2 separate regions of the Mus musculus genome follow, and region 2 is linked to region 1. The links are chromatin loops, found by intact Hi-C in ENCODE. Cell type or tissue: left cerebral cortex. All regions are shown on one strand. Each heading gives the region's core, and the rest is flanking DNA. Links, peaks and the distances in the headings are about the cores only.

The links. A loop is a pair of places that touch in the nucleus more often than their neighbours do. Peaks named below come from ENCODE experiments on the same cell type or tissue, not always from the same donor. Only the 100,000 strongest peaks of a DNase experiment are listed, where the experiment ranks them.
Region 2: it touches region 1 in a loop (3-fold over the local background); 17 of 42 quality-filtered maps call a loop at or near these places.

The regions. Positions count from the first base shown.
Region 1 is chr7:126,967,016-126,983,205 of GRCm38, reverse strand. Cdiptos (CDIP transferase, opposite strand) reads left to right here and starts at 7,360. Exons shown (of 6, transcript NM_001362232.1): 1 at 7,360-7,380; 2 at 7,815-7,899; 3 at 8,122-8,266; 4 at 8,494-8,527; 5 at 8,696-8,753; 6 at 10,299-10,586. The coding sequence starts at 7,819. The coding sequence ends at 10,334. It overlaps Cdipt (CDP-diacylglycerol--inositol 3-phosphatidyltransferase (phosphatidylinositol synthase)), which reads right to left and starts at 6,748. Exons shown (of 6, transcript NM_026638.4): 1 at 6,400-6,748; 2 at 6,154-6,288; 3 at 4,791-4,944; 4 at 4,210-4,291; 5 at 3,803-3,884; 6 at 2,707-3,671. The coding sequence starts at 6,442. The coding sequence ends at 3,526. Sez6l2 (seizure related 6 homolog like 2) reads right to left here. Exons shown (of 18, transcript NM_144926.5): 14 at 16,001-16,190; 15 at 15,461-15,499; 16 at 15,162-15,279; 17 at 14,950-15,046; 18 at 12,600-13,153. The coding sequence ends at 13,124. In left cerebral cortex, for the core only: a CTCF peak has its summit at 7,188; DNase peaks (open chromatin) are centred at 6,228, 7,039 and 7,552; H3K4me3 peaks cover 1,904 bases; H3K27ac peaks cover 2,192 bases.
Region 2 is chr7:126,815,358-126,831,547 of GRCm38, reverse strand. Tlcd3b (TLC domain containing 3B) reads right to left here and starts at 8,245. Exons shown (of 5, transcript NM_029978.1): 1 at 7,336-8,245; 2 at 6,454-6,537; 3 at 3,848-4,082; 4 at 2,652-2,747; 5 at 1,329-2,336. The coding sequence starts at 7,460. The coding sequence ends at 2,049. 4930451I11Rik (RIKEN cDNA 4930451I11 gene) reads left to right here and starts at 52. Exons shown (of 4, transcript NM_183131.3): 1 at 52-137; 2 at 521-676; 3 at 751-838; 4 at 930-1,074. The coding sequence starts at 68. The coding sequence ends at 951. In left cerebral cortex, for the core only: CTCF peaks have their summits at 9,542 (motif pointing left) and 12,522 (motif pointing left); DNase peaks (open chromatin) are centred at 7,970, 8,199, 8,552 and 9,517; H3K4me3 peaks cover 2,276 bases; H3K27ac peaks cover 2,365 bases.

The DNA.
Region 1 (16,190 bases), core at 3,862-11,861:
AGCGCCCAAAGGGACAGTCAGCTGGGGATGTCCATCTCCCGCCCTTCCCAAGACATGGATGAACTGCTGCCGTGTCTTGCATTTTACCAGAATGAACATAGCTGATTTCTAGGAAATTATTACAACCATCCTTCTGTACCTGTGGGGGATGGGTTTGAGGGCACACCCCCAAAATGGAACCCAAGATCTGTCCAGGACCAAATTCCAGACTTCCTCCTGCCTCCAGGTCAAAGGCCCGTGGGTGCTAGGCTGTAAAGGCATGTCTTGCACCCTGCAGGCTCTTCCAGGAGTGGAGTCCAACCACCAAATGGTGGACCAAAGGTCCCACGCTGACTTGAAACTCAACCTCAAGGGACACAGAGGCCCTTCTGTGCACATGCCTCTCATGCAGGGTTACCCTTTCAGGCTTCAGGCCCTCCCTCAGGTGCAACATTCTCCAAAGCATCCACTCTCTCCTTCCCCATCCCCCCTGTGAAGATCATACATAGCTAGCTGCACTCCTTTATAGGGATGCTGCTGGTATCACCATAAATGATCACAGCCAGGGCCCTAGAGTCGGTCAGGACTGTGAGAGCAAGGACAGCAGAGGACACCTTGGCTTGAACGCTCAGAAGATCCATTTGGTGGGAGTGATGGCTACTTCCAGAAAAGCCCTTAGGGCCTCCTCACCCACCCTCCCACCTCCACAGGGACAGACCAGGCAGGGGGTCGCCATCAGAAATGAGATCAGTTTTGTGTGGGTCACATACAAATACCTCAGGCCTCCTACATGTATTCTGCACATGCCTCCCCAAACAGGAGGAAGAAGAGTTGCCAGCAGTATCTTTAGGTCATGGCAGGACCTAGTTACATTAGGAATAGAGGGCACTTCATGTTCTAGAAATTTACTGACATGAAACAGCAAAGAGGATGGACTTTGGAGCCAAACTGGCTTCCTCTAATTATTTGCCTCCAGACAAGCACAGCAATAGACAGTCATCTGACAGAGGAACATGCCCAGGAGATAAGATAATGTTCTTTGATAAGAAGCACTTTTAGCCGGGCGTGGTAGCACACGCCTTTAATCCCAGCACTCGGGAGGCAGAAGCAGGCAGATTTCTAAATTAGAGGCCAGCCTGGTCTACAAAGTGAGTTCCAGGATAGCCAGGGCTACACAGAGAAACCCTATCTTGAAACCCACCCCCACCCCCCAAAAAAAGAAGCACTTTTAAGCGATAGCCATAAGGAAATAGAGGTCTAAAGCCCTACTGAGCTCCTTAGGCTGCCCAGCTGGCTGCTGGTACCTCAGCTTTCACCAGCTCCTACACCCCAGCACTTAGTGTTCCAGACACATGGATCAAGATCTATTTCAATCTCTCGTAATTGCCTGGGTGCTCTCTGGACCCCTGCCTCTGTGGGCTGTTTGTTCTGCCAAGAGCAGTAACTTCCCTCCCTGTCCTCACCAGCTATCTTCTTAAAATATCAGCACCTCATCCTACTGGGTGCAGTGGCACACACCCAGCATTCAAAGATCTGAGGCAGGAAGGTCTTGAGTTTGAGGCCAGCCTGGGCTATATAGTAAGATCCTATCTCCCCAAAGCCCAACATTGCACCTGAATGCCAGCTTTCCCAAACACAAGTTGTGTGAAACAGCCAAGTCATTATGAGGATGGAACAAATCCTGTCTGCCAACAACGCCAACAATGGGGGTCTAGCGCTGCAGCCCAATGCACTTCAAAATGAAGGAGCGCTGAGTTTGCTGGCACCTACTGTAGTCTTAGCACAAGGGAGCCGGAAGCAGGAAGATCAGTTCATGGTCATCCTCTGCTCCCTAGAGCGGTTGAGACAGCCCGGGTCTCAAAAGCCAGAATAAAGAAAGCTTGTGCAAGCTGGTGCTGACGCACACCTTTAATCCCAGAAAAAGAAAGCTGGTGCAAGGTAGTGACCTGTCCCCATGGTCCCATGGTCGGCTCATTTGAGCCTAGAAAGAGTAATATAGGAATGCTGTCTCAAAACCAAACCAAACCAAACCAAACCAAAACCAAAACCAAAACCAAAATTCATATGGTGGCATATCCCAGCACTCAGGAGGCAGAAGCACACCACTTTGGGACTCAAGGCCAGTGTGGGTGGTGATACCATCTCAAAAATAAATAAAAATAAAAAGCCTTGGGGCTAGAGTTGGCTAAGTAGTTAAAAGCACTTGGTTCTTTCACAGGACGCGGTATAGTTCCCAGCACCCACATGGCGGGTCTCAACTGTCTATAACTCTAGTTCCAGGGGATCCAATACTTTTACAGGGACATGCAAGCAAAACACCAATGTACTAAAATAATAAATCATTTTTTAAAAAGCAATGAAAAGTCCAAAAAAAAAAAAAAAACCTTTCAGTTGGTATACAGTGTACACTAACCCTTAAGTCAGTACACAGTGTACACTAACCCTTAAGTTGGTATGGTGGTAGACTGTGAAAAAGGCCAAAGTAGGACCAGGAGTTCCAGGAAGCAAGGTGTGTGGTGTGCGGGGTGTGTGTGCATGTGTGCGTCCAAGCATGCATGTGTGTGTGGATGTGTGTGTGGCTACAGGGTATAGCAGGGTCAGGTTGACCAAGACACAGACACAGACACAGACACAGACACACACACACACACACACACACACACACACACACACACACACACACACTACACACTCTCAGCCTAAGGACCATGCTCTGAGAAAACCATCCATCTTCCCATGAATATTTATTAAGCAGCTACCACATGCCAGGCTAGTTTTCACTCTAGGCAGAGACAAGAAAGACATAAGTCTGCTCTCATGAAGCTCACATTCTCATGAGGGTAGAAAATATCAAGGTTACAATCAAAAGTGGCCAGCTAGGGACATAAAGCAGGTGGGCAGAGACAATGCCTGTGAACCTGAGGAGCCACAAAGCCTCTCGAGATCACTGGAACGACAGGGAGGAGCCAGCCACCTTTGGGAAAGCATCCAGGTGGATTCTAATCCAGCTCCCATGGACCCTGGGCCATCATCTAAGAGTGTCTCAAAGTAAACACATCCAAAAAGACTGAAGGGGCCCCCCTTTATTGTGGAGGTTTCCAGAGCAGGACAGGAGAGAGGAGCTGGCCTCAGGGAAGGATCTAGCTGGCCCCTTCCCTCCCCAGCCTGGTACCCCAGGTCCAATGACATCAGTCTGACTCCTTTGCCCTCACATGTCCCCAAAGTCTCACTCCAGACCCCAGGACTGAGGCAGCAGGATGTGTGGCAACACCCAGTCTTCAGTCAGGCCTCCCGGAGCACCAGCTGGATGGGCAGGGCCTCCTGAGCACCCTTCCTGCTTGGCAGTGCCAGGTCCTTGGGGTCACAGGTTGGGTCTAATCATCAGGATTAAAGAGATAGTGACAACACCAAACAGAAGGTGACCCCTAATCCCAGCAGGTTAGAGAACACATGAGAAAGACATGACACTGGGACCTCTTAGGAGGAGAGGAGTCACGTGGTACAGTAGATACCCAGGGCAGGTGGACAGCTGGGGATGGGAGAGGATCATTTCTTCTTGGCGCGGTCTGCTGCATCCAGGGCAGCCATGTTTCTTGCAGCCGTGATGAGGTGGATGACACTAATGACGGACTTGAGCAGCGCGATGGGAGCTGTGACCCAGAGGCCCATCCGGAAAAGGCCCACAGAGCCGACTACAGGGAGGCAGGAAGAAAGATGGAAAGCAGGGGATGGAGGGGTGTGAGAGGGAGGCCTCTCTCTCCCCCAGGGCAGGGCAGGGCAGGGCAGGGCAGGGCGGAACCCCACCCCCACCCCCACTTCTTACCTAGTGGTCCCTCGGAGAAATTGAAGAGATACAGGAGGCAGTAGAAGAGTTCATTTCCAGCACACAGGGTGAACAGAGCAGGCTGCACACAATATAAGGCTGCCTAAGACGTAGGGCCATGTCCCTACTGTAACCCACAGGGACTTCTGCCAGACAGGAGAGCGCCTCACAGCCAGCTGCACACTGCACTATACTGCATATTTCTTTGGTCTCTCTCTGACTCCACCCACCCCCTTCGCCCTCTCTCTCTTGGGGCTTCACTGTCACTGCTGCCATGATGATGTCCCACCAATTATCCTCCATGGACCACTCCTGCTCAGATGGCTGTATAGCATCTCTCCTGGCCAGGGTTCAGCCTCAGACTTCCTGTTTTCAGATCAAGTTGAGGAGGGGCAGGAAGTGCTTACCCTAGAGGTATAGTAGATCCGAAGCACAGGGTTCCCAGACAGGTCGATCATCTTGTGACTCTCACTGCCTCGCACCACAGAACTTGGGGAGAAAAGCATGGGACTTCATGAGCGTTCACTGAGCGGAGGAACTGGTGTGAAGCTGAAAATTATATCTTGTGCAAAATCATACAGTTCCCTAGGTGAGGCAGAGCCAGGACTGAATGCCCTATACAAAGCACCCATACGTCTTCCCCCATTTGGAACCCTAAATTATTCAGCCAGGCCCATGCTAGAAATTGCTCACACCACCTATAAAAATGACAAGCCCACTCAGAGACACAGGGATTACCCAGGGGCTTAAGGACAGCGGCATGCAGGGATATGCCTATAACTTCAGGAGTCAGGAGGCTGACGTAGGAAGACTGTCATGAATTTGAGGCCTACATGAGCACATACTAAATTCTAAGCAAGCCTTGGTCTACTGTCTCAAGGAGAGAGGAAAAAGAAACCACCCACAAGCCTGAAGCCATCCCAGTCCCCGCCCCACTGTAATGCCTTCCACTCACCAGCACCCCAAGCATCAATCAAAGCAAACAAACCTGTGCAGATGCAGCCAGTGACTGGCCACGTCCAAGCTCATGCTGAGCTGGAAGAGAAGGGTGGCTCGTGGGTAGAGCAGGGCCAGGTTGACCAAGAGACACATGGTGGCGCAACGGTCCGTCAGCATGTCGAGCATGGCCCCAAACCGGGTTCCTGAAAAATGATGACTACTAAGTGGAAAGGGACTGTTTGGCATAGTGGACCTGTGACAGGTACCCGCTCTGGCCTATCACTCCAGGCTGACAATAAAAGGAGTTTGAAAGTGCCTACCATCTACTGCCAGAGAAGGAAAGATGGTGAGGCCAGAAGGGCATGGGTTATGAGGACAAGAAATGAGAAGGCATGGGGCTATGGCAAGAAAGAGGTATTGGAATGGGGAAACTCTATCTTCAACTCCTCTAACCCAAAACCAGGCCCCAAAGAAAGGCAAGCAGACCCAAAGTCTCAGAGGCAATTTTAGAAGTGGGTCTGGGGAACTCGATTACAAAATTAAGTCAGAGCTCCAAACATCATCTGCTTTCCTCCCACCGGGCACCAACCTCTCTTCCAGAATCCCGAATGTTTGTGCCTAGCAACTACCTAGTAAACACCTGTTGAATGGAACTTTGTTATTTACTTACATTTTTAAAAGTTTATTTATCTTCTATGGTCTCAGTGTCTATCAGCGTATATATATATATATACACACACACACACACACACATATATATATATAGCCTGAAGAGGACATTGATTCCTTGGAACTGGTGGTTGTAAGCCATCATGTTGGTTCTGGGAATCAAATCTAGGTCCTCTAGAAGAACAGTAAGCATTCTTTCGGTTTTGTTGTTGTTGTTTGTTTTGTTTGCTTTGTTTGTTTGTTTTTGAGACAGGGTTTCTCTGTATAGCCCTGGCTGTCCTGGAACTCACTTTGTAGACCAGGCTGGCCTCAAACTCAGAAATCTGCCTGCCTCTGCCTCCCAAGTGCTGGGATTAAAGGCGTGCGCCACCACCGCCAGGCAGCAGTAAGCAGTCTTAACCTCTGAGAACAAACTTAGCCTTCAGCCCCAATCACTTATTTTTGCAGGATTTTACTGTGTAGTCCTGGCTCACGTGGTACTCAATATGACTTCTGACTTGGAGCAATCTACCTACCTTATCAGTGCTGGCATTACAAGCATGAGCCATTATGCCACACCCGAATGGAATTCCATGCTCACAGCTATGCAGGGTCTAGGTCTTCCACACCCATCCCAAACAGAGATCAATCATCAAGAGCAAGCTTATATCCTAGGCAGCTCTCAACGAGGTTCTGAGAAAGCAGGGAAAGGACAGAGGATGTTGGGACCCCAGTTAGTGCTGGTGGTGGTAAAGTTCTGTCACCTTGATTAAGGGCTCGAGCTGCGTGTCCATCGAAAGCGTCTAGGAGTCCGCTGAGTAGATAGAAGGAGGAGGCCGTGAAGGGGCAGCAGGGCATAAAGTAGAAGGAAATGATGGCGAAGACAATCCGGGCATAACCTTGGGATGGGATGGGAGAGGTACAGGGTGTGATTGGGGAGCCAGCTTAGGGTTTCTCGCGCCCCTCCCCACCCCCACCCCGCTGGTTTTGGGGCCGCAGGCAGCACTCACCGATAAGGTTAGGCACGAACAGGAAGATATTTTCCTCTGGCATCTTGGCGGCTCCCCTTGTCGTCTCGGCCCAGGTCTGGAGGGGCAAGGTCTTGGTACCAGCCTTACCAGCGTGGTCTCACCTTTCAGCTCCGGGCATCAGCCGCTCCACCTGAGCCCTGGGCCCAGTTCCCCCGGGCAATCCCAGCTGTTAGAGCCCGCAGGGCGCCGGGGTGCGGGACACCCCTGGGCACAGCTCACGCACACCTGGCCTTCCGATGGGCAGGAGCTGACGTCTCCAGCAGCGGGCTCCGCAGCTCCGCTGCGCCTGGCTTCTGGAGCCTACTCTTCTGTCCGGGACGTTAAGAACATCGGAAGAAGGAGAGAGCGGCTTTTAAATATAAATAAATTAATTAAATAAATAATGGCTGAGGTCCCTTTAAGGCCGGCCTGCTTCCTTTTCCTGCCGGGGCCCCTAGGCTTCGGCTCGTACCAACGCACAGGGGAGGGGAGAGACTCGAGAGCCAGCCGCAAAGGAAGAAACTGGAAAGGGAGCAGCAGAAGAGACCTGAGAGGGAATCTGCATTTTGCATTTCACAGAGGGCGTAAACTCCTGGAGGCAACCGTAAGGCGTAGAGATTACTCCGTCCCGAGTCTGCGCCTCCCCAAGAGATTGGGTGACTTAGTACAGCCCACATCGCTTCCCCGCCCGCGACGCTTGCGATCCTCGTCGCTCTCCGGGACCCAGGCTGGGAAGAGGTGGCTAGAGAGGCTCCGAGCATGCCTGCCGCTTGCTTCTAGCGCCGCCCTGGTGGTGGGAGGATTAGAGCCCAAGTTCCACCCTAACGCCTTTCCATCTCCTAAATGCCTTGATATAACTCTGGGGTCACCGCCTCCAAGAAGGAATCAGGAGAGCCAGTATGGCACACTAGGACATTGTCCTTAGTTCTAGAACCTCTAGTCTCCTAGCAACGGAACCATAGAACTTCCGTAAACATTTAGGTCTTTATAGCAATCCGGAGCAGCACTTCCCTGGCTCTCCCTCTTCCCAACCTTCTTTCCCGGACTCCCAATCCCCTGAGGCCCATCATAGGGTCCCCTTAGAACTTTCCGTCCCCCCTCCTGCCGAGTACCCTAAGATTTCAACCAATTAGCCGGGTCGGGGACTGCATGTTGGCTGTCTTGCCTAAGGAAGTGCCTTGGCAGAAAAGGAGGAAGAAGGGCTCTGGAGGGAATAGGGAAGGGAGTTGTTCTGAGAGCCCCTCCCTTCAACTTAGTAGGCAAAACAACCAATTTTTTCAAGGACAGAACTGAGTCAGTAGGATGTTTGAGCTATAGTTATGGACTAAATAAATCTGGGGCCCCGGGAGTGGAGTGAGGCGGAATCTGAGGGGGTGTGGGTTGGCTTCTCAGTCTAACAAAAACTTCGTTTCCAGGAGGATGGCATCCACATCTGCCAGGAGTGGGGACAAAAAGGACATCAGGTCATCTCAAGCTGCCGCCTCCTTAGGTGGAGGGCAGGTAAACGACAATGGAAAAGTGAAGGAGATGGGAAGAGCCAGGCAGGGAGCCCTGTCTGAGCCATGAGCCTTGAGCCTTAGCCTTGAGCCTTAACCCTAAGGCCCCACAGACAGCTTTCCAGGTCTAGGGCCTTCTAATACCAGTTTCCCAAGCCAGAGCCTGCAGCCTGGAAGACACCAGACCAATGGGAATTTGCAGACTGAATTCTAACTTCCTTTTCAGAAATTATCCTGCTCTGAAGAATTCCTGACCCGAATCAGCACAGAACTTACAGACGAAGCACTGTTTATTGCTCGCTCCCGTTTGAGTCCTCTGCCCAATAAGGAAAAGAACACAAAAGACCAAGGGACTCAGATATCTAGACATGGTGAACGCTCTCCTTCTTCATCTAGAGACCAGTCCCTGACTCACTCCCAACCATAGCTGCTCTCCCCAGGAATCTTCTGCCTCCTTGCCCATCCTAGGCACAGTGCCCCTTAACTTCTAACTCATTCATTGTCACTACCCAGGAACCCCCTTGTCCCTACCTGCTCTAGCCACAACTCTTCTAAACATGGGGAAAGTTGTTCCTTTAACTGGGGCCTCTAATTCCAGTGTTCTTCACTAAGACCCGAGGCACTGACACCCGGTGAGTGAGGCTCTGTCCTTCTCCCAGGAGCCTGTGGGGAGAGAGCAAGGGTTGACAGCATCCCAGCAGGGTAGGGGGAAGTTTTCAACCATGAAGTTCTATTCTATTCCCTCCTGATGCTCCAGTTCCTGATTCTCAGCCTATTCTGTTGTCTTCTGTCATCTCCAGCTCTGACAAAAATCGAACCCGAACCAAGGCACACCTTCTGCCATCTCCTCGTGAAAAGGTTTGTATGAGGTTATTCAATTCCAACATTTCCAGCTTCCCCTGTGTGCCGTTCCATGTGTTAGGAGTTAGATGATTGGGGGGACAGAATGCACGGTAGAGACTCAGCCCTATAAGAATTCAGGGGGTTGTTTGTTTGTTTGTTTTTGTTTGTTTGAGGTAGTGTCTCCCTATGTAGCATGGTTGCCCTGGAATTTGCCATGTAGACCAGCCTGGCCTTGACATCACAAAGATAAACCTGCCTCTGCCTCCCCAGTACTAGGATTAAAGGTGCTCACCACCATGTCCAGCAGAATTCAGTTTAGAATGAGACCAGGACAAATTAATGGTCAGTGACAACACAATATGGAATGGTGCCTACCTAAGAAGAGAAAACAATAAGACTATTTTTACCCCATCCTCATCTGGGCTAGGAAGGAAAGGCATCATAGAGCTTCCTGAAGAAGGAAACACCTAAAGAAAAAAATTTTCTAGGGAAACAGCTCTAAGTATTCTAAGCAGTAGGGATTGTATGGGCCAAGGTACAGAGGTATGTTAGTCAGGGAGGTTGTGAGTAGCTGGTATGCTCTAGGACCTGCCAGGCATGGTGGCATATGCCTTTAAGCTCAGCATTCTGGAGACAGAGCTGGGTGTACAAGTTTGAGGTCAACTTGATCTGGAGAGTGAGTTCCAGGACAGCCAAGGCTACACAGAGAAACCCTGTCTCAAACAGAAATTTAGAAAGTATATATACATAATAAAAGAGGCTGGAGAGATATGGCTCAGCAGTTTAGAGCATTTGTTGGTTTTCCTGAGGACCCAGATTCGATTCCTAGCACCCACAGGTAATGGCTCACAATGGTCAATCCATAACTCCAGTTCCAGGGGCATCAGATACCCTCTTCTGGTCTCCACAGGCCCCAGGCACACAAGTGGTACACAGACCTATAACACCAATACACATAAATTTAAAAATATACAAAAAGCGTGATGTGGCAGTACATGCCTTTAATTTCAGCTTCAGGAGGTAGAGACAGGTTGACCTCTGTGAGTTCCAGGCCAGCCTGGTTTACAGAGGGAGTTTTAACTCAGCTAGAGCTATCTATATACTACCCTATAGGTAGACAAGTAAATAAATATTTAAAATAAAAAGCAAACAAACATTAGATAGGAAGGGATGAGTGAACTGAAGGAGTAGTTGGCAGATGGGAACATGATGAGTGGATATGTTAGCTCAGCATGTGCTAATCACTTGCTGTATGCACTGTCCTGGAGTGCAGCTCTGAGCAAAGTAAAGCCCCAGCTCTCAAGTGTAAGTGGGAGATGAGAGATGATTGGGAGGGAAGATGGATGAGTAACGAGTGGGTGATGAGGGAGGTGGACAGAGTTGAAGGCTGGGAAAGGAGGGTGTAGGTGGCTGTGTGCATGGAGAAATGGGTTATGTGGATAGGTGGAGCATGGGGTCTATGCTCAAGGGTGGTGTGTGGCTTGGATGGCCAGGCGAAAGATGGAAGGAAATGACAGGAGCCCTAAGTGTAGAGAGTCACCAGCTCTTCTTTTCTTCCAGGGACCACTCCCCAACAGCCTGACAACTGGAGGATGAGCTCGGCCCTCCCTAGTACTGCTCTCTCAGCTTCTTGCCTTCCCCCACTATGTCCCTCAGTGAAAACCTCAAGGCCTCTCTTTTGCAACTGGCTAAGCCTCTCATCTTGGGAGGAACTCCTGGTCATAAGCAATGCCACCTTTGAAACCAAGAAAATCTTCTGGAACTGTCGCGGGGCCCTCCACCCTCCGTGGGCAAATGCTACTGAGAAGAAAAGGTTTTAATAAAGAACCAGGATCCTCCCTTCCCCGAGATGGTGGCAGTGTTCTGGAGGAGCTCCTGGCAGGGGATGCCTTTCTTCTACAGGGAGACAGTGCATGTCAGCATTTCTCTAAAATCCAGTTGTCAGACACCTGCTAGAGCCAAACCCACTGCCTGGTACCATTTAACTAGCCCTTGCATCCAGGAGGCCACTCTTGATGGTCAGGAGAGCCTTTGCCTTGGGTTCTCAGGACCCTGGGCCTCTGCTTCTCCCTCTGAGCTTGTGGGGTCGCATGGTTAAGAGAGCGTGTTGACCTGTTACCAGACAGAAGGTGATGCAGGAAGCCCTGAGGGGTTTGTATTTGCGGCCCTTGTGGCTCCTCGTTTGTTCCTCTGAGGAAGTCCATTCACCTCTTTCAGCCTTACTTTCCTTAACTGAACACAGAGTAGCCGGGCAGTGGTGGCGCGCACACCCTTGATCTCAGCACTAGGGAGGCAGAAGCAGGTAGATCTCTGTGAGTTCAAGGTCAACTTGGTCTATAGAATGAGTTCTAGGACAGCTAGAGCTACACAGAGAAACCCTGTCTCAAAAAACCCAAACAAACAACCCCAAAACTGTAAGTAATAAATTATCCCAGGTTCCCAAGTTCCTTACAAGGATTAAAAAAACAACGGAAGGTGGGTTATCCCTCTTAATTCTGAATAATCTCAGCACTCAGTAGGCAGAGGCAGGAAGATTGCTTCCAATTCATAGTATCAAGCCAGTGTGGACTACACAGTGATGTCCTGTCTCAAAAACAGAAGACAAAACAAAAACAGAAACAAAACAACTAGAATCCTACCCACTCAACAGGCTCCTGCTGGATCCCAGGAGGATCTGGGGTTCAAGACCAACCTGGACACATAAGGCCCCATCTCAAAAACAAAAGTATTCAATACAAAAGCTGTCTCAAATTTACTTAAGCTGTAATCAAGGCCATTTTGAACGAGTCCCCCTAAAATTCACCCCCTTTTAAATATTTAAGCATCGTTTCAAACATCCTGTAGACATGCAGGTGGAGTACATGATTTCAAGTTAGTAAAATTCAGCTCATTTGATTTAAAAAACTAAATAGGCTAGACAGTGGGCGGGATTCTAAGCCACACAACCTACTTATACATGTCATCCTGCGTTCAATTCTCAGTTCCAAAAGGAGGCTCTGATCTGCTTATAATATAGATCGAATATTATGGGGGAGGGGCATTCTTGGTAGACACGTAACAGCAGTATGATTGACATGGCAGGAAGCTAGGCATGGTGGCATACACCTATATTCTCAGCACTTAAGAGGCTGGGCAGGAGTTCAAATTCCAGGCCAGCCTGGAGAATAGCATGCTGATGCACACCTTTAATCCCACCTCTTGAGAGGCAGAGGCAGGCAGATCTCCATGAGTTCAAGGCAAGTGGTGTGTGTGGTCTATAGAGCAAGTTCCAGGACAGCCAAAGCTACGGAGTGGAACCCTGCTTCCTGGGCTAGAGCACTAAGAGAGGTGATAAATAAGCCACAGAGAATCAGCAGGAGAGAGGACAGCAGGAGAGAGGACACAATGCACAAAAATTTGCAAACATTTTCAAAAGGGAAACCGCTCGTGAGACGAATGGAAGGCTCAGTGCTCCCTGGGTCTGTGAAAGGGTTTGGCTCTTCTAGCTGGAGGAACCTAACAAGAACTTGTGGAGAGGTTGGTTGTGCCAGCTAGCCCTCTACAGGGGTGGAGCCTCAAGCCAAGTTTTTTGTTGTGAGACAGGGTCACTCTGTGGTCCTTGATGTTCTGGAACTCGCTGTGTAGGACCAGGCTGCCCTCAAAATTTGCCTGATTTTACCTCCCAAGAGCTAGGACTAAAGGTATGCACCATCATACTGAGTACAGACTTTTGGACTCCAGGCCAACACCTGGGACATTGTCCCAAATTGGATTTCCATTTCTCTCCAAAGAGCTTCCATTGCTCCAAACCCACTCTCCAGAGGGCTCCCCACCACCGGCCCCAACACTTTGAGACCCATTTTTCCAGACTCACCAGCTCAGTTACAAGTGGTGACTTTCTGTTTATTGCTCAAAAACAAGAACTCAGAAGCAAATAAAGGTGGAGAGAGTGGGCAGGGAGACACAGGGAAGGGATGGGTTCAGGCCCACCTCTCCCTTCATCCTTCTCACCCTCCAAGGCCCAGCAGCAGTCAGGCATCTGGGGGTAGGGAGCCTTCATGGCCATGGGGATAGCAGAGCTGGGGGACAGTTCTTGTGTAGGGCCCTGGCCTGGAGGAGCCCCAAGAGTTGTAAGGGGCTGAGTTCCCTTCCCTGGGTCCAGAAATCAGTAGAATAGGGGGTGGAAGACCCCTTGTTTGGCAACTAAGCAGAGGCGGCTTTGGGCGGCACGATGCTGGTTTATTTACTGTAGGGTCTCCAGGGCCATCAAAGCCCCCTCATGGGATGGGGAGACTATTTACACAGCAGGGGGGAGGAGAGCCAGAGACCAGGTCCTATGCTCCTCACTGCCCAGAACAAGGAGAGAACCAGAGGTCCTGGGTCCTGCAGACTTGTAGACTTGAGGCTCAGATGGAAACTTCATACTCCCTCGTATCCTGAGGAGATAAACTAGAGTCAGTTGGGGGTGAAGAAGCATCCACAAGAAGCGGGAAGACATATCAGTCCTAAGTCTGGTGGTGCCAACCTGTAATCCCAACTACCAGGGAGGTAGAGGCAGGAAGCTCACAATTCAAAGCTGGCCTGGGGGGTATAAGAGTAGCTCAAGGCTAGACTAGAAAATTTAAACCTTGTCTTAAAGAGGACTAGAGAGCCAGGCATGATTATACACACACCTCTAATCCCAGCACTTGGAGGCAGAGGCAGGTGGGTCTGTGAATTTGAGGCCAGCCTGATTTAAATAGAGTTCCAGACCTGCCAGAGCTATAGAGAGACTCTTGTCTCAAAATACAAAAGAGAATGAGACATTGAAATTGTTGTTTGACTTTACATAAGGCACTAAGTTCAGTCTCTAGTACCACACACACTCTCCAATAGATCTTCATATTATTTTGGGACATGGTGTCTCTATGTAGCCCTGTCTGTCCTGGAACTCCCTAGGCAGACCAGGCTGGCCTCAAACTTAGAGATCTTCCTGTCTCTGCTTTTGCCTCTGCCTCTGAAGTGCTGGAATTAAAATTGTGAGCTACTACATCCAGCAAGACCTTTGTATTTAAATTAATATAGAGGATCTGGACAGAGCTTAGCAGTCCTGGCTGCTTTTCCAGAGGACTTCAGTTACATTCCCAGCACTCACAAGGCAGCTCACAACCATCTCTAACTCCTGTTCCAGGGGATCTGATGCCCCCATCTGGCATCTGAGGGCAGATGGTGTACTGACATATAGTCAGGCAAATACCCATACACATAAAACAATTTTAAAATTTTTAGAAATTGTTTTTTAGTAATTGTTTTTAGTAAAGATTCTCAAACAGGTGTGGTAGTGCACACTTTAAACCCCAACATGCAGGAGGCAGAGGCAGGCGTATCACTGAGAGTCCCAGGCCAGCCTGGTCTACAGAGTAAGTTCCAGTGCAGCAGGGCTACACAGAGAAACCCTGTCTCAAAACACACACAAACAAACAATGCATAGTGAAACCCCGTTTCAAACAAACAAACAAAACAATATATAGTGAGACCTTGTCTTAAAAACAAACCAACAAACAACAACAAAAAAAAACAAAGCAAGCAAGCTTCCTGGATATAATCTAGCATATATATATATAAATGCTAGATATCTTCAGACACTCCAGAAAAGAGCATTGAACTCAGGACCTCTGGAAGAGCAGTCAGTGCTCTTAACCACTGAATCATCTCTCCAGCCCTATACTAGAGTATCTTAAGATGACAAAGAGCCGGGCGTGGTGGTGCACGCCTAAAATCCCTGCACTTGGTAGGCAGAGGCAGGCAGATTTCTGAGTTCAAGGCCAGCCTGGTCTACAAAGTGAGTTCCAGGACAGCCAGGGCTATACAGAGAAACCCTGTCTCAAAAAAAAAAGCAACAACAACAACAAACAAAACAAAAACAACAACAACAACAACAACAAAAAGATGACAGAGATATGAATTTCTGAAATGTCTTGGACAGTTGGAAGATCTGGAGGTTGAGCCTAAGCACCCACTATGGATTGGAGCTGGGTCCTGTAGACAGGCTCTGGTTCCCTAGGTTGCTACAGTCCCTATTATTCCCTATTGTTTACACAGAGCTTGCTTTGTTATTGTCATAGCTTTTGTGGGCAACCAAGTTTGAAATCCCCCACCCCCCCAAAAGATCACAGGGACTTTGGAAGACAATTATGAAGGTCTAAGGGTAAACTGACAGATGGGACATACCAAGGGGAGGGGAGAGACTCACCCCAGCTTCATACAGTGGGTTGCTGAAGTCTGACTCCACCGTAATGGGACTGTAAGAGTGAGAACCCGAGAAGCCAAAGAGGGATTTTCCTTGTAGCCTGGAAAAGGTAGGGGAGATCGGTCTTATCATGTGTGCGTCTTTGAACTCCCATACCTACTCCCACGCCAGGTAAGCCACCTGCCCTGGCCAGCAGTCAAGAGTAGGGCACTTACTTAGTGTAGTATATGTAAACGCCAATGCCAAGGACAATGACCAAGCCCAGGGGCAACAGGATGGCCAAAGCGAGATTACCACCCTCCAGCTGCCGTGATGGGTCTGTAGTCTGGGTCACTGGGGAGGGAGGAAGATAGCAAATGAATGAAGGCCATCCCCATTCCTGGGCTCTCCCAGCCTCCTGCCCTGGGGCCTGAACCCTTGGCTTCACCCCTCCGGGGCCTGGCCTCCTACCCCCAGCCTTGATCTTGCCCTCCCAACCTGGCCAGGCCTGGTCTCCACCTGCACCCTCACTGACCTTCCAGTTTTCGGTTGTCCAGGAGCTCCTCATAGGCCACTGCAGGGAGAGGAGGGGGAGGGGGACGGGGTCTGAGCCAGGGAGGGAAGGAGACTGAGGAGAGGGCCAGAGCCCGGTGGGGCGAGGCTGGGCTGCACAGCCTGGTTCTCTGCCCTCTGTTCAATCTGAACTCGTCTCTCCCTGAGTGTGTGGAGGCCGTGAGGACTGATGGGTCAAGGCCTGTCCTCTCCCTTCAGACCACTAAAGCTTCAAGGTCCCTGGACAGTCTGAGCCAGGCAGCTTCAGAATTTCTCACTGACAGCAAAACTCTCCCTTTGTAGAGAGAGCAGGGGCCTCTAAACCAAGGCCCTCACTACATTCCTTGATAATTGTGGGACCTCAGATCTCCCCAGGTTTTCCAGCCATGCCTATAAGGATAAGAGCCCACAGGACAGGCACTCAGCAGGGTCAGCCATTGTTCTCGAATTCTCTACCCAACTTTTCTAGCCCTGTCACTCCCCGTATACCGCTATGCCCCTCCTGCCCTGTCTGCCCAGGCACCTTTGCAGAGTGGGGGCTGGCTGGTCCACTGGGAGGGGTGACCGGGTACACATGTGATGGTGACCTCGCCGATGAGCTCAAAGCCCTCGTAGCAGAAGAAGCGTAGCGACTCGCCCGCTTGGTAGTGATGCTTGTACAGAGTTTGGTAACCATTCTCAGGAACACCGGGGTTCAGGCACGGCTCGTACTT
Region 2 (16,190 bases), core at 5,473-13,472, 150 kb after region 1:
CGGGCTAGCGGAATGGCTCTGGGCTGTGACATCATAGAATCCTACTCATTCATAGTCGTGGGGGGTTATGAAGCTGTGGCTGTGGGTAGCCGTAGGGGTGTGGATGTTGATGGCTGAGCTGGGGACCATAGAAACAGGTGGGGAACTGAGTTCAGGAATAGTAGGAATAAGGGAGGCTAGAGAAAGGGAGTAAACTTCATTGTGGGCAGGAGGGAGGAGGATGGCCCAGCCCCAGGCCTTAGTTTCCCCACCCCCCCCTTCCTTTCCCCTTCTTTCTTCCTTTTCTCTTTTTTCCTTCTTCCTCCCTTTTGTCTCATTTTACTTTGTCTTGAGACAAAGTGTTGCTCTATAGCCCAAACCTTCAGTCCAAACCTTTCCCCCCCATCTCAGACATGGTGGGCTTCTGATGGGAGCTCAGCCAGCCCTGGGACAAAACAATCAGAGCTCTGGGTTTGCCTGGCCTCATTGGTGGGCATGATGGCCCTTGGGCTCTTGTCACAGACTCTGCTTTGGTTTTTAGCCCCCAGAAGAGATGGAACCCGGCCCTCGGTTTCAGGAGCCAGACCCCAGCAAGTTGTAAACAGGCTTTTCTTTGATTATCCAGACTCAGACCGAGCTAGCCTTCTTGCTGTGGCCCGGTTTATTGGAGAGAAGCCTATAACGTTCGTTAAGACAGGTATGAATCAGCTTGATAGAGGGGTCTTCCTCCTGGCGGGGTCTGGAAGGACGCTGTTGTTCATTGTCTGGCAGATTCCAGTCCTGGGCTCTTCCAGAACATCCTGGTGGGGACATTAGTGGTGGCCTTCTTCTTCCTGCTTTTCCAGTTCTGCTTGCATGTGTGAGTTGTGTCTCTGTGTCCTCGCCCTACCCCTTCCAGAGGACCCAAGTCTCCTATGTGTCCCTCCTCATCTGATCTCCATACTCCTCAGGAACTTCCAGAAAGGGGCCTAATGAGATATCCAGCCAGAGCCAGCTGAGGTGAGCAGGTGAGCCAGAGACGGAGCCCTGGACCCAGCTGTGAGCCACACACATCTACCCTGCCTTCTGTTGAGAAATAAAGGTGGTGCCTCCTTCCTCCTAGACTGCAGTAGCCCTCTATGTAGCCACCCATCCCCCACCTCCTCCTTCTCCCTGACTTCGAAGTGGCCATTCACACACCCCATTCCTCCCAGGCTGCAGGCGCGCGCACACACACACACACACATACACACACACACACACACACACACACACACACACACACTTTCCCCCTTCCTCCTCAGTAGTTATGTAGTGACCCCTCCTTCTTCCTCCCCACTTCCCAGCCCCCAAAACTGGACCAAAGGGTCTTGCTGGCGTTCAGGAAGATCGTCTTTATTAGCGGTCTGTAAAAGCACCTCCCGGGGTCTGTGGCCCCCAGACTGGAGGAAGCCGCGATTGGCCTGTAGCACCAGGGACAAGCCGGGGCCGAGGGCTAAATGTGCCCCTGACAGAAGGGACTGGCCTGGCGCCTGTCCCCAGGGCTGCTCAGCGCTGGAAAGGTTGTAGGGGAGCAACTGCCTTCCTCCCCTCACCCCAACAAATTAGTTTGATATGGGTGAATAAATAAAATGGTTCCTCGGACTGGTCTCCACAGGAAGGGGCTGTGGGGGTAACTGCCCTGTCAGGGCCCAGGTGGGGGGAGTTAGGATGTCTTCTCTCTCCCGGGTGATGGGGAGCAGAGAAGGATTTGCAGCAGCAGGGCTAGGATGTCCTTGGCAGCGGGGCCACCCTTATGTCCCTTGACTCCTTGGTCCAAGTGAGCCCCATCTCCTCCCTTCCCCTTTCATTTTGTTAACACAGAGGCAAGAAGGGGTTCGTTACCCCGGTCCCCTCTCTTCCTGCCTGCCAATCTGACCTCAGCTCCCGAGGGAATATAGCTTCTCCTTATTCTAAGTCCATCTGTCTTGGGGCTGTCAAGGAAAGGGACTTCTGGCTCTCGTCCCCCCCCCCCCAACTCACACACTGATTACCCCAATGCACTGTCTCCACAGGGGCTGGAGGGGGGGGAGGGTTTCCAGGGCCTAGCCTCAGTCCTGGGTCTGACAAGGAGAGGGTGGTGGGGAGCCTCGGGGTCGGAAGAGGCGGCAGGCCCCGCGGCAAATGAGGAAGAACCAGTAGAGCTGGGGTGCGAGGAGCAGTGCGGCGCCCAGGTTGACGTGGGCCGGGATGGCCATGGGCACTGAGAGCAGGGGCAGGCCAGCGTGGCGCCCGTAGGCCCAGTACAGGTAGGGGAAGAGCAGCACCCGGCAGCACAGGAAGCTGAGTAGCATCAGGGCTCCGTTCACCTTGTGCAGCAACGTGTGCTGCTGCTTGTACTGTGGACGAGAGCAAGGAGGTAGGGTCCGGAGAGCCGGGTTCCCTCCCCACCCACCCCTCTGCCTCTGGCTCCTCCCCACAGCCGCCCCCTGCACGGGACCAATGTTCTTGTTCTTATTCTTGCTTTTTTTAAGACAGAGTTTCACTATGTAGCTCAGGCTAGTCTCAAGCTCACGATCTTCCTGCCTCAGCCTCCCCAGTGCTAGTGTTAAAGGAACACACCACCACGCAGAAAGGCTGCAGGGTCTTTAAGGAATCCCTCAAAGTCCCCGGCCAGTGTCCACCCCCACATGCCCCTCAGATTTCACTCTCACCTGAATGAGGATCTTGCCCAGGCAGACGAAAGGAGTGCTGACCTCGGCCATCAACATGCAGCCTAGAAAGAAATCTCCCTTGCCTTGTCGCCACACCTAGGGGAAAAGGCAAAAAGCCTGAGGAGCCGCGCCTACCTGTATCTCTCCCCACAGAGATTCTCTGTGCTCTCTCGCTTGTGCCCCTCCCATCTCTCTGTGCACGTGTGCGTGTGTGTGTGTGTGTGTGTGTGTGCGTGCACGCGCACGCGCTCGTGCGTGTACATGCATATGAAGGCCAGAAGTCAGTTTCCTCAATTGCTCTCGATTTTATTTTTTTGAAGACTCATCTTCCACTGAACCTGTAACTCACTCATCTGGCTGCACTGGCTGGCCACCAAGCCCAGGGACGGGTCTGTTTTCACTACCCCAGACCTGGGATTTAAGCACACACTAGCTTTTCAAGACTCTGGTTCTTGTGTTTGCATAGCAACCACTGACTAAGACATCTCCATAGCCCTATTCCTCCCACCCCCCAATATTCCTTTTTGTTTGATTGTTTGTTTGTTTTCTTTCTCCTGTGTCAGGGTTTCTCTGTGTAGCCTTGGCTGTCCTAGAACTCACTCTGTAGACCAAGCTAGCCTCAAACTCAGAGATCCACCTGCTTCTGCCTCCTGAGTGCTAAGATTTAAAATGTGTGGTTTTTTGTTTTTTTGTTTTTTTCCTCCTTTGGACGAGAGTCTCATGTCCCCCATACTGGCCTCAAACCCACTATGTAACAAAGGATAACTTTAAACTTCATATCTTCTTGCTTACACTCTCAAGTGCTAGGATTATAAATGTGCTGGCTTTACAAAGTGCTAGAAATTAAACCCAGGTTTCACACATGCTAAAGAAACACTCTATCAGCTGAACTATATCCTCGGCCCAGACAGACACTTAGTCCTGGATTATAGACACTCAGTACACTCTTTTCTCCTGCCTACAACCCTGAGGACTAAGAAAGCATGCCTTACAGAGGAAGGATGGGTCTCACATACAGGTAGCCAATGCTCTAAGGTGCCCACTCTGACTTCTACCTCTTAAAGACTCTGGGAGGAATGCTGCACCAGAAGCCCCACCCCAAGTCCTGCCACCAGGGACGCCCACTCTGCTGTGCTGGCGTGCTGGGGCTTTTCATCCCCCACCCAAGTCTCCTGGCTCCAGAAGGAAGGACTCACCACTGAGAGTGGGAAGCACACCAGTACCATGGCCGCGTGGTGGAGCACCATGAGGAACTCCTTGTGCAGGTAGCCGCGTACCACAGCCCAGGTGCTGCCCAGGGCTCTGGGCGTCCCGTCTTCCCCTCCGTGCCCTTTAACCTGGTGCTTGTGCCAGTGGCAGAGGAACATGGCATAGATGTCATAGATGAAGTAGGGAACTGCAAACTGTGTATAGGCCGAGGACAGCCAGTGCCTGCAGGGAGGGGAGAGAGAAGCGGGTGGGCAGGGTCTCAGCAACCCCCAGGGCAGGATGCTCAATGGGGGCGAGTCAGGTCCATAAGGGCTCTCATAATAACTCTGAGTTTTGAGTTTCAGATGCCAGAACTGAGGGATGGTATATGAGAAACCGTCCAAGGTCAGACGGTCTCTCAGATGGACCTCACAATCCCCAGGGTGTCTGTCTTTCTCCCAGTGTCTCTGTCTCTCTCCTTCATCCACCCTTTTCCTCTGCAGTATCATGAGGAGAGGAGACCAGAACACTGCAGATCGAGGGTAAGGACAGAAATGAGCGGAGGCAAGATACAAAGACATCCCCAGTTAGGAACCAATGAGGAAGGCCCAACTCCTATAGCCACCCTGTGGCCCAGCACCAGATGACATAGCGGCTCTCACATACCAGGCACTACGCTGGCACTTAAATATTTACCCAGCAGCAGCTTGTTCACCTCTCACGAAACCCTGTGTTATGGAGAGGTTAAGTACTGTAGCCAAGAGATAACCACAGGAGTCCTTGCTCGGCCCCACTGTCTCGAGAAGGTCAGAGAGTTGGAGCCGGTCCCCAGGGCACCAGAGGGGCTGTCAGTGCAGCCTGCCTTTGCTCCAAGGTGGCAAGTCTATTGTTAGTTCAGGTATGGCCAGCAGTAAAGAGAAACTGCCGAGCAAAGATGCCAAGAACAGAGAGAGTTCTACAGACTTTGGAGTAAACAAATACGGGAAGCACACAGATACGCAACTCTGCGCTTTTTTTTTTTTTCTCTTGAGTCAGCACAGAAGCTTTCTCAAGTCCAGGAATCCTCAGTCAGGCCTGGGGTGGGGATGGGAGACAGAAAGGCCCAGAGGGAACAGAGCAAAGAGCTATCCAGCTAGCCACCATACACCAAGTGAATGCTGGTGAGAGGGTGTGGTGAGAACAGAGCCAGCAGTGGCTTACTCAGGTGGGCTGACCTGGAGCAGGGGACAGCCCTCTCTCAAAGGGACCCATACTGCAGTGTTGTAGAGGGATGTGACCAGGAGCCAGAGTCAGGTGGCAGGGAAGAAGCAGCTAGCTAGAGACAGCAGAAATACAGACAGGACCCAACCGTGCTCAGGGAAGGCTCAGAGCGTGCCTAGGGATGCGTTGAGGGATGGAAGCCATAGGACTCTGGGATGTGAAGAACTAGAAGGGACTCAGCCCTTGGTTGACAAGTGAGGGGTTAGATTCCATGCCTGCTCTCTCAGCAGTTAGGTGCTCAGAAGGAAGGACAGCTGTTGCCCCTGGATTAACCCTGATCCTCCCACCTACCTAAGGATTAAAGGTGGAACAAGGCCAAGAACGGACTTGAGGTTGGGAATGCAAGAGCCAAAAGGTGACCTCTAGCTAAGAATAGGTGAGAAGGAGGTGTCCGGCACCAAGCTTCTCTGGGACCCTTTAGCTGGGGAAGTGGTTGGGAGAGAGCAAGGGGAAGTCACATGGCAAAGGATCCTAAGAGGTGAGCCTCAATACGATGGAGCCAAGAATTGTTCTAGGCACTTAACACACTCAGCTCCTCCCTGCAGAGCTGTTCTGGGGAGGAGTGTGATCTCACTATAAGTCCTAGGAGGAGAGAATTCTCCCATAGGAAAAGAAGAGACAAACATACACCAGAAGGTGGATGGAGACCAGGGTCACCCAGATGATGTCCCCTGAGGCCCAAAGGACACTACAGAAGGGCATTAGAGCCAGAAGTCATGAGTTGAGGAAGGGCATCCTGGGCTCACAGCAAATTTGCCCACGGTGAGCAGGGGAAAAAAAAAAGTGCAGATCAGCACCACGGACAGGGCCCGTGTCCCCTTCACCCTCCTCGGAGCCACTGCTCAGGCCTGGGCCTTTTTGGCAGCACCAAATACTGCAGTAGCTGCTAGTGCCAATTTTTGGCCTCTTCACCCCCAACCCCCACGGCCTGACCCTCTGTGGCCTTGCTGTGTCATCCCTTTCTCTTCTGCCCTGGACCCGTGCTGAGGCTCGTCATGGATTCCAGAAGGAGTGGAGGGGTGAGCCGACATGGTGAGGAGACAGTAAGGGGCTGGATAGGAACAGAGTAGGAGCGATGCAAGAGTTGGAGAAGACATGGCTGGCGTTCAGAACCTAAGACAAGAGCCAGGAAGCTGACCAGGAACTGCTCTGAGGATTTCCTTTGATCTCCTACCCCTGCTTCCTTGCTCCTGACCTTTAAGACAGGACAGGATAAATTTATCCTTGGTATTGAGTTGCAGCAATCACATGAACTTTCTTGATCCCGAGTTTAGGGACCACTACAGATCTGGGGGATCCCAGGTCCCACATACAGACCGCTGGGACCTGGGCGGGGTGGTCCTGAGGCACTCACTGGTCATCTATGATGTGCTTGCAGGAAGTGGAGACTATGTAGCCAGCTGTGGAGGCCATGATGGCTTGGACAGAGGACACCAACCTAGGAAGACAGAGGAAGGAGTGACAATCAGGTGTGCGTCTCCCGTCTCTGTGTTGTGGAAACCCTACCCCTCAGGATTCCACATCAGCCTCCACCTAAGCCAGGCTTTCCCACCATCACTTTCAGCCAAGCTGCGCTTAGCTTCCATCCTCAGTTCCCGCCTCTCCCAGCCTTCTTCATTCCTAGTTTGTGCCAGTGGAATCATCTTCTTCCCAGGACACCAGGGAGGCGTCCTGAGGTGAGCCAGTGCCTAACAGTGAGCTCTCTCTCCCTGGGGAGGGAGGGAAGGGACCCATGAGGGCTAAGGGAGTCCCAGTTGTCCCTGCACCCAGACACCATGAGGCTCATACTTAGAGTCACTGGCCCCAGTGACCCCAGCCCCCCCCCCCCCCACACACACACTTTCCCACTATTTTCCTGATTCTTACCATGGCCCTCTTCCTGGCGGCCCTATTCTAGAGATATACAAGTTTCACTGTCTACTTTTCTACACCTTGACCCCCAAACACTAGCCCTGAAAAACACAGTCTTGCCCCTTGGCTTGCTCCTGGGTGTCTTGTGGGACTGTTTAGTCACATGCTGCCCTGCTTTAGAGGGAGGATAGGAAGGTGCTAAGGGAAGCAAGCTCAAGCTCAATAGTAGTCCAGATGGCTGGGTTTCAATGAGGTCCAAGGAGGGAAGGAAGCTTGGATGTAACCTACCCACCACTACTGAGCCCAGGGGCGTGCTGGGGTCCCTTCCCCATGAAGCCTGTTGGAGAGAGAGGGGCTGAACTCTCGGGGAAGGCATGCCATTTACCTGGCGGAGACAATGACTGCGTCGGCCTCCTCCCAGCGCAGCTGGGGCAGCCTCTGGAGCGTGTTCTTGGATAGGAGGAAGAGTCCGGGGAACACCACCCCCCCAGCCACCATTGGGGTAAGCATGGTGACTTGAACCCGGGCAGGGAGACCAGAGGGTCCAGAAGGGACAGGAAGGCCAAATTGAGGGAGGGAGTTGGAGGTGAAGAAGGGATTGCCAAGCCAGAAAGGGAGAGAGAAAGAGGGAGGGGGAGGCACAAAGGGGCCAGGGCGGGGACAGGATGGGACAAGAGGACCAGTTCAGGGCAAGGGAGAAAGGGACTTCAATGAGATTGGGGACACAGAAAGAAAGGGCTAGCTAGGTGGCGGGGGGGGGGGGGGGACGACAGAGCGCTGGTGAGAGGATGGGGAGAGACTACCAAGGGAGGACTTGATGAGAGGACCAAGAGGGAGAGGGGACAGGAGGAGGAAGATGCAGTGGGGGAGGGGAGGGAGAACCGCGGCAGGTGGGGGGGGGGCTTACGTGGAGAGGCTGGGAGGGCCCAAGGAGGCGGGGTGGGGGACGGTGGTGCCAGCCCTGAAAAAAGGGAGGGAGGAAAGGACGGAGCGGAGCGGAGCGGAGGCGCAGCTGGGCAAGCGGTCACCAGTCAACACCGCTCTCCCGCCACCACAGGCTACCACCTCCTCCTGCTGCTGCCGCTAGAGCCCCGCTGCCCTGTGCAGACACCGCACATGGCATTATAGAGTTGGTGCCCAGCCCCCTGCCCCCTCTGTGAGGAGGGGGAGGGGGAGGGGAAGCCACCAGCTTGGGGAGGGTGGGAGAGGGGGAGGGAAATGATGGCACCGACCAGACACCAAGAAACCGGACCTGCAGCAGCGTTGTCTCCCATGCAGCTCTGAGCCACAGCAGCGGCTGCGACAGAGATGGGGGGGGACAAGGAAAGAGGGAGGGGGAGGCCCTTAAAGAGACAGGAGCTGCAGTGCAGGGGGCTGCTGGGGACAAGGGCTTAGGGAAAGGATGGCTCTTCTCTTAAACCCCCCCCCCCCCCCGGACACCTCCACCTAGCAGGAGTACTGAGCCGCCTTTCCTGTCAGCACTTTAAAAATGTCTGGCATTTCCTTCTGCTGGTGCTTATAAACATAAATGGGTGTCCCTCAGTGGCCTGCAGGGATCTCAGCTTAGGGGTGCTCACTCCAGCCAAGAAGATTTCCTGAAGAAAGCAGCCTGAGTAGATGGTGTGTTCCCTGAAGGCACAGATAGGAACAAGCCATTTCACGGTGTCCTTCAGACCCACAGCCCCCTCCACCCCGCCCGTCCGCCTCTCCAGTCAGAGGGAGTGGAAACTACATCAGTCACCTCGCTTGCACTCCGACTCGCACCACAACGAGTCACTCCCTCAGGAGTGTGGCTCACTATTGTGACAGCCCAGGGGGAAATCTATGCTCCTATGCTCTTCAGAGGTCAGGGGATAGCCCTGAGGTGGGAGCCAAGGTTCCCCAAGATCAGAAAGTTAAGATGTGACAGGAACAGAGCTAAGTGGGAAGAGATGGCTGGCTGTCAGAGCCCTCCAGCATGGCTTTGATGGCTAGCACCAGGGCACTGGGAGACAGGAAGCAGTCATGTAGACCTGGTGGCACTCCAGGAGCAGGAGGATCACTCCTGGTAGCCAGCTTGGGCGACAGAGGAAGTGCTCGCCTGGGAGAGAGGGTTAGAAGGTGGGCTTGAAGAGCAGAGGGTGCTTGCTGCCTGGAAAACCCAGTGGAGTTATGGAAGCCGGGGCCCCTCCCTCAGGCCAATGGCCTCCTGGAGTCCCCTTTTCCTTGTTGCCTTGGTTCCCTGTCCTCGGCCACTCCTCAGAACAGTCCTGCTTACACAGAAGAGCCTGGTGGCTGGCTGACTCAACTTCCTCCTTTAATCCAAGGGGAAGAGCAGCCCCGTGCTTTGGCCAGGGTAATTTAGGCCTAGCACACAACTACTAATGCTCACTCTCACATGGCCTCTTAGAGCCTGGCCTTTCCCAAACCCATCTGTCCTTCAGACTTGTATATCATGGGGACTGACACCTCACTGTAGCTTGAGTTTCTCACTGACCCTGAGATGAGCCTACTTATCTACTGACAACTGACCTTTCCAGCCCACAGCCTACTCCCTCTGCGCCCTAGAGGAAGGGGCCAATTCGCTATTTTGTGCTGCCCTCTAGTGGCAGTCTGTGGGAGTGGCTGAGGGAAGTCTTGACACCCGCAGGAGTTGGGGCTACTATTAGAGACCTTCGTAGACCTGGAAACCACAGGGGAAGAGGTCCACTTTCCCAGGTCTTACTACAGACTGAGCATGGTTTATGTCAATGCTTCTTAAGTCTTCTAGGGGTTGAGGAAGGAGAAACCAAGGCTTAGAGGGTTTATTAAAGTGTCAAGATAACATAGCTATGTTCATTATTAGTAAAGTAGGATTTCAAGCTTATGTTTGCTTCACTTCAGGAAAATCCAAAGACAGTGGTGACAGGAGGCAGAGGAGGCAGAGCCCTGGGGTGCACAGGAGACAGAGGAGGCAGAGCCCTGGGGCTTCCAGGACAACCAGGTCTATACAGCAAAATCCCGGCAAAAATCCCAGGCTAGTCAGGAATACATAGGAGACCCTGTCAAAAAATAGATGCACTTAGCCTAGCTTGAGCTACTAGATGAAGGGACAGGCCTGAAATTCCAGCACTCAGAAGGCTGAGGCAGGAGGCTCACTAAGAGTAACGGGATAAAACAAAATACAAAACCTTTCAAAAGTTAGAAGATGTAACCTGGGCTACAGAGAGAGACCCTACCTAAAAAACAAAACAAAAAATAACACACACAAAAACAAAACAGCAAGGAACAAAAGCACCAAGGCTCTAAGCTGGGGCGGTGACATGGATCAGAACGTGTCTGTGAACACAGACGTGGTCAGGGGATCCAGAGCTGACTGTGGATAGCACAGGCTGCAGCAGAACAAGACAGGTTTCGGGTTTGTGCTTTTGATTTTCGTTTTTCTTTTCTGGGGATTTACAGAGTCTCCTCGGTAAATTCTGCCTTTGAGGGCTCAGGAGCTACCTAGCACATCAGGGGCTCGGGGCTCCATACCCAGCATTGAAAAGAAAGAAAAACAAAAACAAAAACAACCCTGAAGCACTGCTTTCTGCACACCCCAGTCCCAGCTCCACCCCGGCATTGTTCACCTTTATAGTAACAGCCCGAGGGCCCAACCTCTCCCACAAATACATTTTTTCCCCAGTATGATGTTGCCAGCAGAAGATAGTATCTCCTTAAATTCTCGTCTGAGTTGTCGGTTAAAAAGCAACCACTTAGCCGGGCGTGGTGGAGCACACCTTTAATCCCAGCACTTGGGAGGCAGAGGCAGGCGGATTTCTGAGTTCAAGGCCAGCCTGGTCTACAAAGTGAGTTCCAGGACAGCCAGGGTTACAGAAAAACCCTGTCTCAAAAAACCAAAAACCAAAAACTAAACCAAATAACAACAACAACAACCAAAAAACCACTTTCAGGCCAGTGGGAGGACTCAGCACGTTAAAGGCGCCTGTTGCCAATCTGAGTTCAATCCCTTGAACACGTGGAAGAGAACCATCCACAAGTGTCCTCTGACCTCCACATGTGAGCCGCGCCATGTGCACCCCCTCCGAATAAATGTTAAGAATTCTAAGCCGGGCAGTGGTGGCACACGCCTTTAATCCCAGCACTTGGGAGGCAGAGGCAGGTGGATTTCTGAGTTCAAGGCCAGCCTGGTGTACAGAGTGAGTTCCAGGACAGCTAGGACTGCACAGAGAAACCCTGTCTCAAAAAACCAAAAAAAAAAAAAAAATCTAAAAAAGTAAATAAAGGTTCAATTGTCAGCACAAACATCCCTGCCCAAGGCCAGGTTGGATCATAAAGTAAAGCTCTATCTCTGGGGAAAGCCTGAGATGCAGCTGGGTGGGAGAGCGCCTGCCTGGCTTACAGGCCCTGGCTTGGATTCACATGCTCTCTCTGTGATGCCTGGCTGGAGCCAAACCCCTTCTGCTTCCCCAGGGATCGCCATGCACCTCCTAAGGGTGTCCACAGCCCTTAGACACATGATTCTCACATGTCCCCATTTCCAAATGAGGGACCTGAACTTCAGTGACTTCACCTTTGCAAAAGACTCAGCTACCAGGGCCCCACCCACACTGTCCTGCATCCTGAGTCCACTCCAGCTGCTCTTTAGACTCACCACCAGCTCTGGCCCCACCTTCCCATCTTACTTGGATGCCACCAAGACAGCCTCTTGCCTCTCCATCCGTAAGCTGGTTCGATTCTGCAGCCCCCAGCGTAATACCACAAAGCACAGTGGGAAGAAGACACACCCCAGCAGGAAGAGCAGGGCCATGCCTGTCTGCAGAAGAGAAAGAGGGCCATGAAAACAGTGCTCTTCAGACCCCCACCCGCACCCCAGTCACTGCAAAGACACAAAGGCCCACGAGCCCCACTCCTCATAGTCACTGTAAGTCACCAGGCATGCCTGCGGTCTAATCTCTCTTGGATCCTTGGTGTACTTTTTGTTTGGTCTAAGACAAGGTCTTGCCATGTGTCTGCCAGGCTGGCTTTGAACTCCTGACCATCCATCTCAGCTACCTAAGGTCTAAGGGTGCAGACCTGTGTGCCATGCCTAACTGATTTACTTTCACGTTTATCCGAGATAAGCGGACATACCATTTGTGTGTTGTTTCCTTTGAGTTAGGGTTTTATGTACCTCAGGCTAACCCTGAAATGTCTACATGACCCAAGCTGCTCTTGAACTCCTTGTGTCCCACGTCTACCTCCTCGAGGCTGGGGTTGCAGATGTATAGCCACACACCCTATCACTTTGTTTTAGACCCAGGTCAGATTATTTCAGTTTTCCCTATAGCCCCTGGAGCTGGTCCATATTTCCAAAACATAATATTTTAGTGTTTTATGGTGGCACAGAACAGCAATCCCAGAACTCTGGAGGCTGAGGAAGAAAGGTCACAAGTTGGAGACCATCATGGTCTATATAGCAAGACCCTGTCTTAAAATTAACAAAAGAGAAGGCTGGAAAGATTGCTCAGTGATCAAGAGTACTGAGGGCTCTTGCAGAGGGTCTGGGTTTGATTCCCAGCACCCATATAGTGGCTCACAACCATCTGTAACTCCAGTTCCAAGGGATCTGGCGTCCTCTTCTGGCTTCTTTGGGTATTGCATGTACTTACCAGCAAAACACTCAAATAAAATAACTTTTTTTTTTTTTTTTTTTTGGAGACAGGGTCTCTGTGAAGCCTGGCTCTCCTGAAATTTGTAATTTGTTTTGTGAACCAGGCTGGCCTTGAAATTACAGAGATCTGCCTGCCTCTGACTCCTACATATGGGATCAAAGGTGTACACCACCACAACTGGCTAATAAATCTGAGCTGGAGCTCAGGGGTTAGGAGGCCCTGGGTTCAATCTTTAAGACAGAGAGAGAGAGGGGAGACAGAAATAGACACGGGGTGGGGGAGGAGGACAGAGACAGAGAGAGAGAGAGAAAGAGAAAAAGAAGAAGAAGAGGAGGAGGAGGGAGGGGAGGAGAGGAGGAGGAGGGAGGAGAGGGGAGGGAAGGAGAGGGGAGGGGAGGGGAGGGGAGAAGAGAAGAGAAGAGAAGAGAAGAGAAGAGAAGAGAAGAGAAGAGAAGAGAAGAGAAGAGAAGAGAAGAGAAGAGAGAGAGAAGAGAGAAGAGCAAAGCTCCGAGACCAAATTCCTCTCTCCTGTCACACTCCTGATGTATGTTCGTTGCTACTCCACCTGACCACAGTCCCTGCAGATACACACCCAGTTCTGTGTCGTCTCTTAGACTTGTCACAGGCCTCACCTCTCTGGGACAAAGGTGGGAGGGCAGGGGAGAGGTTGATGTTTCTCCTCAGCAACCAAACTTGCAAAAGATGAAGGGAGGGGGTGTTCAAATTGTCAAAATACTTGAAATTTTAAAACAACATTAAAAGGAATTGTAAAAGACTATTATCCCATAAAAATAAAAAAGAAAGCAGAAACCCCGGAATGCATACTCCACCCCCCCCCCCCCCGACAGGGTTTTTCTGTATCACCCTGGCTGTCCTGGAACTCACTCTGTATTCCAGGCTGGCCTCGAACTCAGAAAATCGCCTGCCTCTGCCTCCCGAGTGCTGGGATTAAAGGCGTGCGACACCATGCCCGGCAGAATACACACTCTTATATATTATTTTTTGCTCGGAAAAGCCTCTCCTCCCATCCACTCAAAGGAGAGAGAGAGTCGGAGTTCCAGGAGCAGAGGAAGAAGATGGAGCCTGCCATTTTGCATCCTTTAAGTGGCTTCCGTTCTACCATAGAAGGAAGGTGTTAAAACTGCTCCCTCCATAGGGGCTTGGACAGGCCGGACTCTCAGCCTCCCATTGGCCAATCTCCTGACACATGACACATGTCCAATCATTTGTTTGTATTCTTGTGGAAAGACATTCTGGTGCCTTTAGGTAGAACGGACCACCCAGAATTCATTGATTCGATGGACAGCTACATTTCAGGGGTGAGGCTGGGACTGTGGCTCAGTGGTAGAGCCTGTCCTAGCATTCATAAGGCCCCGTGTTCTCTCCTCAGCACCTGCCCGGAGCTGCAGAACTTGAGAACTGAAGCAACAGATCACAAAGTCTGGGCTAGCCTGTGCTACACAGAAACCCTACTTCAAAAAACCACAAACCAAACCAAACCAAACCAATGGCCGTGGGAGGGTAGGCCAATGACCAGCCTGCAACGTGGCTTCATCACCATAAATCCAAGCAAATAATTGGGAGTAAAGCCCAGTAGAGCGTGTGGCTTCAGGAAAGGAACAAAAACGTGACCCAGAGAGCATTCTGAAGCTCGGGATGCGCACCCATGCTTACCTGCGTGGAGGATTAGATGTGTCTAAGCATTTTCTTTGTGGTTTTGATTTTTTGAGTCTGGATCTCACTATGTAGCTCTGGCTGGCCTGGAACTCTCAGAGATCCACCTCTGCCTCCCAAGTGCTGGGGTTAAAGGTGAGTTACATTTGTTGGTTGTTATGTTATGCAGATGTAGAAGACAAAACCCTATAGGAACTGAAAAGAGTTTTGATGGTTTGCTGTTTTTATTATTGTTTACTCCTGGTGATTGAGACCATGACAGGCGTCTCCATGCCCTACGACAGCTGTTTTCTTTGGACATGTAGCTTACCCTGAAGTGTGTGGCCAGGAGCTGGGAAGGGTAAGATCCGATTGTCACTGGAACCTTCTGTATGCTTTCATTGCCTGGGTCCTGTCACCAGCCAGGTCCACAGCTACACAGCTTTGTCTGAGATAGAAAAGATGGCAACACAATAATAGCTCACTACAATTTCAGGGAGCCACAGAAATACGTTTATGACGTAGTGCCCGTGTGCTGGATCCACCACTGAATTACCCCCAGCCCAGTTAACTTTCTCCCAGTACTGACTGTCCCTTCCATGCAGTGTCCTGGGATTTTTCCTACATCCCCTGCCAAATGTAGTTCGGGTGATTTCGCAACCTACCAGTGGGTAACGACCCACTTAGGAAAATCTGGGCTTATTGCAATCAACTTTTTTTCATAACTACATCCCTAAGGAAGCTTTCGTTACTTTCTCCAAATCACTGCCTATAAGGAAATTTTTAATAATACATATAAATACTGTAGTTCCATTTGTGTGTATGTGTGAGTGCGTCAAACACATTTTTAAATAGGTCTTTAAATGAAAAAAAAAAAAAAAACAAAACAAAACAAAAAAGTTTTTCACCGAGTGTGGTGGTTCACCACTGTAATCTGGAACTGTCAGAAGATGGAGACGGGAGGACTGAGAGGTTCGCGCTAGCCTAGGCTACATGGTGAGAACTTGTTTCAGAAACACAAAGGCCTGTAAGGTGGCTCAGTGGGTAAACTGTTCTTGCTGTGAGAGCCTAGTGACCTCGTCTGGTCCTCAGAACCCGTGTAAAATAGATGAAAAGAAGCGACTCCACAAGGTTGCCTCTGATGCCCCTGCAGCCCGAGAGCTCCACTCCATAATAATGAAGAATAAATTCTAAAAAGTAGACAGAGAGGGAGGGGGAGGGGAGAAGGGGACTCGTAGCAGAGGGTGGATGTAGTCAAAGGTCAGGATAACTGGTGTGAAGATCTCCTTGGAATCCATCGTTGCCTACAGTGAGCACATGCCAATAAAAACAATGTATTTTCACAGGGTCAGTGCTGCCCATTAGAAATACACAGGACAGCACCGTGACACTCAGGATCTGAGTCATACATGGTCTGCCAGCCAATCAGACAGAATCGGTTATAGCCCCAGTTCAGGGAAGGTTAAGGGAAGAGGATTGTCATAACTTTCAGGTTATTGTTTAAGACATAGTGAGTCCGGGTCAATCGGCTACAGAGTGAGACTCTGTCCTCCTATAACATTAACAGATGATAGATAGATAGATAGATAGATAGATAGATAGATAGATAGATAGATAGATAGATAGATAGATAACAGTATGAGCCAGGCATGATAACACAGACCCTTGGGATGCCCTCACAAGTGGTTGTAACAGTATGTTGCTGCTGGGAATTGAACCTCCCATTTTATTCTTTTGAGACAAAGTTTCAAGTGTTTCAGACTGGCCTTGAACTTGCTATTCAGTAAATTCCAGATCTCTTATGTGTGCCAACAGGTCTGTTCTTACAGCTGGAATTTGAGCCTCGTGATGTGAATTCCAGAGTACAATCTTGTAACCTCCAAATGGAAAACTGTAATGCTGTTGAAAACGACAGGGCTGGAGAGAAGCTTTGTAGTTAAAGCACTGGCTACTCTTCCAGAGGACAAGGGTTCAA